Regions from separate parts of the Homo sapiens genome. Here region 1 is linked to region 2. Evidence: chromatin contacts called from ENCODE Hi-C or POLR2A ChIA-PET data. All regions are on one chromosome and are shown on one strand. Each heading gives the region's core, a stretch centred on a gene start or an enhancer-like site at or near the end of the contact. The rest is flanking DNA. Distances are from core to core; before and after follow the strand shown.

What was found. A loop is a pair of places that touch in the nucleus more often than their neighbours do. ChIA-PET counts read pairs that join two places held with the same protein, here RNA polymerase II (POLR2A). Pooled maps may share reads with other maps.
Region 1: a pooled map shows a loop between it and region 2 (4-fold over the local background). The contact joins the promoter of KIF11 here to the promoter of MYOF in region 2. A Hi-C loop is called at or near these places in 5 of 168 maps with a recorded cell type or tissue (CD4-positive, alpha-beta T cell, CD4-positive, alpha-beta memory T cell, CD8-positive, alpha-beta T cell and 1 more), 6 of 37 single-sample maps with no recorded cell type and 19 of 50 pooled maps. POLR2A ChIA-PET finds 5 or more read pairs at or near these places in 1 of 52 experiments (GM12878).

Annotation. Positions count from the first base shown.
Region 1 is chr10:92,591,777-92,594,478 of GRCh38, forward strand. KIF11 (kinesin family member 11) reads left to right here and starts at 1,354. Exons shown (of 22, transcript NM_004523.4): 1 at 1,354-1,676. The coding sequence starts at 1,600. RefSeq lists enhancers at 69-158, 969-1,158, 1,189-1,238, 1,340-2,091 and silencers at 1,559-1,608, 1,689-1,758.
Region 2 is chr10:93,481,003-93,484,086 of GRCh38, forward strand. MYOF (myoferlin) reads right to left here and starts at 1,332. Exons shown (of 54, transcript NM_013451.4): 1 at 1,105-1,332. The coding sequence starts at 1,192.

The sequences.
Region 1 (2,702 bases), core at 104-2,603, 890 kb before region 2:
GCTGCGCCGCGCAGAAACGGGGAGCGCAGCGCACCCGCGGCCTGCGTCACTCGGTCAGTGCAGTCGTTCTAAAATCGAGGCGGACCCTGCTTTCTTGCCTGGAGTCACTTAGAGATGATGACTAAAGGATAAATTCAGAGTCCTCCAAATGGCGTCCAGTGTCCATTTCATCACGATTTGGAACCTGTAGTAGCCTTATCGCTTAACACTTCCTAATTATTATTATTATTATTTTCTTTTTGAGAAAGGGCATTGCTCTGTCGCCTATGCTGGAGTAATCCAGCGACATAATCCCGGCTCACTGCAGCCTCTATCTCCCGTGTTCAGCGATCCTTCTTCCTCAGCATCCCGAGTAGATGGGACCAAAAGGCACGCATCACCACACCAGGCTATTTTTTCCCCTCTATTTTTTGTTGAGACCCGTTGGGAGGCGCGGGGAGGGGGGTCTCCCTATGTCGCCCAGACTGGTCTCAAACTCCTGGAACTTAAGTTATCGTCCTACCTCGGCCCGTTAAAGTGTTGGGATTACAGGCCTGAGCCACCGGGCCCCAACATTAATTATTCTTCAAGCCTATTCTGGACCGGGCGCGGTGGCTCACGCCTGTAATCCCAGCACTTTGGGAGGCCGAGGCGGGTGGATCATCTGAGGTCAGGAGTTCGAGACCAGCCTGGCCAACATGGTGAAACCACATCTCTACTGAAAATACAAATATTAGCCGGGCGTGGTGGCACGCACCTGTAATCCCAGCTACTCGGGGGCTGAAGCAGCAGAATCGCTTGAACCTGCGAGGCGGAGGTTGCAATGAGCCGAGATCGCGCCACTGCACTCCAGCCTGGGTGACAAGAGCAAGACTCCGTCTCTCACACACACACACACACACACACACACACAAAGACTATTCTGGTCTCTGCCTCCGGGATGGCGGCTCGCTTTGGACCTCTCTTCTGTGCTTCTACTGCCCTCTCTTACAATTCTCTAATAATTATAATCATGGCGAGTGCTTACCATATATTCCAATCTATTTACTTCCACAAGCTCATTAATTCTCACCCTAACCCTCTGAGATGGTTACTATTATTTCCTCTCTGCAGCTGAGGGAATTTTGGGCTAGGGACGTTATGTAAGTTGAGCCACGCTACGCTAAAAGTTCCACACTCAATTCTAGCGTCTCGGCTCTGGACTACCAAGTTCCGGAGCAAGCAGACAGACCACCTCTTTACGTTCCCGTAGGCCACGCTCCGGGGGCGGGGCTCCAGTGAGGATACTGCATCCCATGGTGCCTTGCGCGCCAGCGCAGCCATTGGTCCGGCTACTCTGTCTCTTTTTCAAATTGAGGCGCCGAGTCGTTGCTTAGTTTCTGGGGATTCGGGCGGAGACGAGATTAGTGATTTGGCGGCTCCGACTGGCGCGGGACAAACGCCACGGCCAGAGTACCGGGTAGAGAGCGGGGACGCCGACCTGCGTGCGTCGGTCCTCCAGGCCACGCCAGCGCCCGAGAGGGACCAGGGAGACTCCGGCCCCTGTCGGCCGCCAAGCCCCTCCGCCCCTCACAGCGCCCAGGTCCGCGGCCGGGCCTTGATTTTTTGGCGGGGACCGTCATGGCGTCGCAGCCAAATTCGTCTGCGAAGAAGAAAGAGGAGAAGGGGAAGAACATCCAGGTGGTGGTGAGATGCAGGTAGGGAGAGGGCTGACAGGATTCCGAGCGCTGCGGCTTCGCTGCTGGGCCCCCTACTGCGCGGTCCAGGGAGAGGGATTTTATTTGCATTTCCTGAGGGTCCCAGTTTCTTGGTTCTCCGCGTTCTGTTCAATAAAAATGACACCCGGTTGCTGTGTGTATGTGGTTTTTAGGAGAAAATAACATGTTTGATTTGATCACTGTTCCATACTGAAAAGTGCGTTCTTATGTTTAAACTATAGTCAATAAAGATGTAGGTGTCACTTTTATATGCTACTTCATGTAGTTTGTCAGTTTGGAAGTAAGACTGAATACCTATTTTGCAGATGGTTAAGCACTTACGTTGGTATTATTACCTCTAAAAAGCAATCAATCACTGTTCTCTTTATTCTAGATGCAATATTTTCTGCATCCCTACTAAACAAGTAAACATCTCTGTCTTTAAACATTAAAAATTAATAAAGTGAGTTTATGTTTTTTAAAAGATCAAGACAAGTTAAGCTAGTGTAAATTTCTGATTGTGCTGCAGTTTTCCCTTTCATCTGCGTGTTTGTTCATAGACCAAACTAAACGGATATTTCGAGATAAAGGGATGTGGAGGGGTGTTCGGCCCTCCCCTGACTGGTTTCCAAATAACTTCCCAATTTTAAAATAAGCTAGAAACTGCTGCTTAGTTAGAATTGATTTATTCAACTTTTTAGAGGCTCTCCACAGTTTACTGAGTATGTGTGTTTTGTGTGTCCGTTTTTGTGGCTGTTAACAGTTGCTGTTGCAACTTTTCTGTAAACCCCAAAGTATTCTAAAATTAAAAGGTTATTTTTTAGAAAAACTTGTATCAACAAACTTTCTTAGGCTATTGTTTACTCAGCCCTGGTAACTTGAATTGTGGATATCGAAGGTGATGACTAGGTTTCTAAACAAGGTGTCAGAGAGGAAATTGGGTGGCAATCTTAAGTCTAGCCAGTGACACTTACTAGTTGTTGTACTCTGGGGCTTCTGTTAGTAGTTAGTTGTTTGAAGATTTTT
Region 2 (3,084 bases), core at 82-2,581:
TCTTTCCCATCCCTCTTGCCAAGAAGTGAGTTGGCAGTCTTACCAATGACAAACAAAATAGATAAAGCCTCCACACTGAGATTTAGAAACCCCACTTTAGCCAAAACTAAGTCACTTACATCAAATTGTACCATGACACCAAGCATTCCTGTCCCCTCCCCTGCAATGGCAATCAAGTGTCATAGAAAAATAGCCTTTTAAAATTACCATGAGCCTTTTATTTTTATTTATTTTTACACCCAGGCTGGAGTGCAGTGGCGTGATCACGGCTCACTGTAGCCTCAAACTCCTGGGCTCAAGCAATCCTCCTGCCTTGGCCTCCCAAAGTTGGCTCAGGGTTGAGGAGCCACTGTGCTCAGCCAACCATGAGGTTTTTAGAGATGATCTTGTCTAAACCCTTCTCGCCTGTTTTGCAGAAAAGAAAATTGAGATCCCAGAGAAATGAAGTAACTTGCCCAAGGTCATTCAGCAGGCAAGATAGAACTAGATCCCCAAATTGCAAACTAGCTGTCCAGAGTTCTTTCCTCAATGAGCAATTTAAAAGCTACAGAATGTACAAAAAAAGCTCCCCAACAGTTTAGATATAAAAACAATTACAAAGGCACAAAAGGGCAGGAAAACTCAATAAAACTATGAACTTCACCCATCCCACCTCCCAGAAACCCAGTGACAATCAAAGCAGCGTCAGGCTGGTTCAAGGAGTAATGGTGTCTCCAACAATTTAATTGCTCTTCTTCCTCCTTTACCCATTTCTCACAGGCAGAGAAAAAATGCATCTAAGACTACTGAAACTTACTTTGAACCAATACAGATGTTTGTTGATACCTGAAATTTAGTGATTCGCAAATACGTTTTCTGCCAAGAGCTTACAGAAATCACACTCTTAGAGCTAAAACATCAGGTCATTCCATGAGTCTCAAGCCCTGGAGAAAATTAAATGCCTTCCCCAGAAACGGGTCCTCTCCCCTGTCCTGCGCAGGTAACAAACGCTGCTGGAGAGACTTGGCTTCATCAGCTGTCTAAATGCAGACTTTTCAAGAAGGTGACTCAAGAAACTAACATTCCAAAACAGGACTTCAGAAAAAGAAGAAAACTTTTTCTTACCCTTAAAAATGACAGAAACAATAGGATCCGGCTTGCCAAATTTCGTTTTAGGGATATTGCTGGCAGATTCCACAATCACTCGCAGCATGGTTCTTAGCTGGTAGAAAGCAAGTTTCAGCAAACGAAGTGGAGACTAGGGCGCTGGAGCTCCGGGTCGCACCGCCCTGGGAGAGAAGTTCTCTCCCAGTGAAGGGAGGATTTCTCCCAGGGCAAGGAAGGGGAAAAGGCAAAATGGGTGGACCTCTGGCGGATTTTACTGAAGGCAACGTGTAAACTGATACCGAACTCCCCGCGTCTACGCAGTGCCGCAGGCACAGACTTATGAATTCGGGAAATGTGGAAGTGAAAAGGACAAACCCTAAACTAAAAATAATTCCGTGCGACAAATGAAACCAACATGAATTTGGAGCTAAGAAATACGGGTAGGTCAGGAAACCACTAAAATGTTGCTGCCTTTTAGCAATGGTTCGTGAAACTGAATTAATTGATTTTTCCGTCACTGCTTTCATTCTTTTCTGAGTTTCAAGGAGTTTTAAAACTTTAGTCATTATTTGCTTTTGACTTTTCGCTGTTACTTCTCACGCCATTGAACACACCCACTCAGTAACCCTATGTTCAGCTTTTTTAAAGCAGCTAAAGGGTGCCTCTTACTGGACGGCAAACGAATGACAGCGTTTATTTCAAGTAAACGCGATCCAGGCATGGGATATATAAATAATTACATATATGTATAAATAATTATATATATATATATATATATATATATATATATATATATATATATATATATATATATATAAAGGACTGAACATAGAATTTCTTCAAAACCCCTTCAGAGGTGAGAGCTGGGCGCCTAAGTTTTCCCGGCTCTTCAAATGCTGCCAATTGCCTTCAGTGAAAATGGAGAAGTGACTCCCCACTGTTTCTGGACCTACAGCTGCCCATGGTGTCTTTCTGTCCCAGAGGGTGCATGAAGACAGTGCAGCTTGGCTGAGATCACAAGAGGCGGCCTGGGGTTAGTCAGCCAGATCTGAGTGTGAGACTCTGCCTCACCACCCTGAGCTACGTCATCTTAGCAAGTTTCTTTTCTTTTCTTTTCTTTTCTTTTTTTTTTTTGACGGAGTCTCGCTCTGTCACCAGGCTGGAGTGCAGTGTAGCGATCTTGGCTCACTGCAACCTCTGCCTCCCGGGTTCAAGCGATTCTCCTGCCTCAGTCTCCCGAGTAGCTGGGACTACAGGCGTGCGCCACCACACGCAGCTAATTTTTTTTTTTTTTGTATTTTTAGTAGAGACGGGGTTTCACCATGCTGGCAAGGATGGTCTCGATCTCTTGACCTTGTGATCCGCCCGCCTCGGCCTCCGTGGCTTGAGCTTTACTGGCTTGAGCTTTACTGGCTTGAGCCACCGTGCTGGCGAGCAAGTTTCTTAACCCCTCTCTTCCTCAGTTTCCTCATCTATGAACTGGGGATAAAGGCTGTTATAAGATAAAGGTCATAGCATAGGAGCTGGCACAAAGCACACAGTAATTTGCACATGTAAGAAGTTCATGCTTATTTGTGGTCTCACAGCGTTTCTGTTAGTGCAGGCTGACTTTAAATCAGGATCTCGTTATATTTCAGAAGAAAAGGCTAAAACTTGGGATGAAGAAACATTGGGCTTCTTTTTGCTTTAGAACACACATCAAGCAGACCCACCTGTAAATAAACATTTCAAGTACATTGAATAAGCATGACTTAACCTACAAGAATTCTTCTGTCTCCACGAGTTTCTCCAAGGCTTAAAGCAAAGAACCAATTACCCAGTGCTGTGTTCATTATTGTATTTAGTGGACATGTTGGCAGTTTTAGTGGAATATAGAGATTATTACTTTTATTTTATCTGGCTGCTTTCTATTTGCCATTTTTACTGTGAAATATATTTACAGAAAAATGCATACTACATAAACGTGACAGTTTAACAAGCATCCAGGTCAAGACAGAA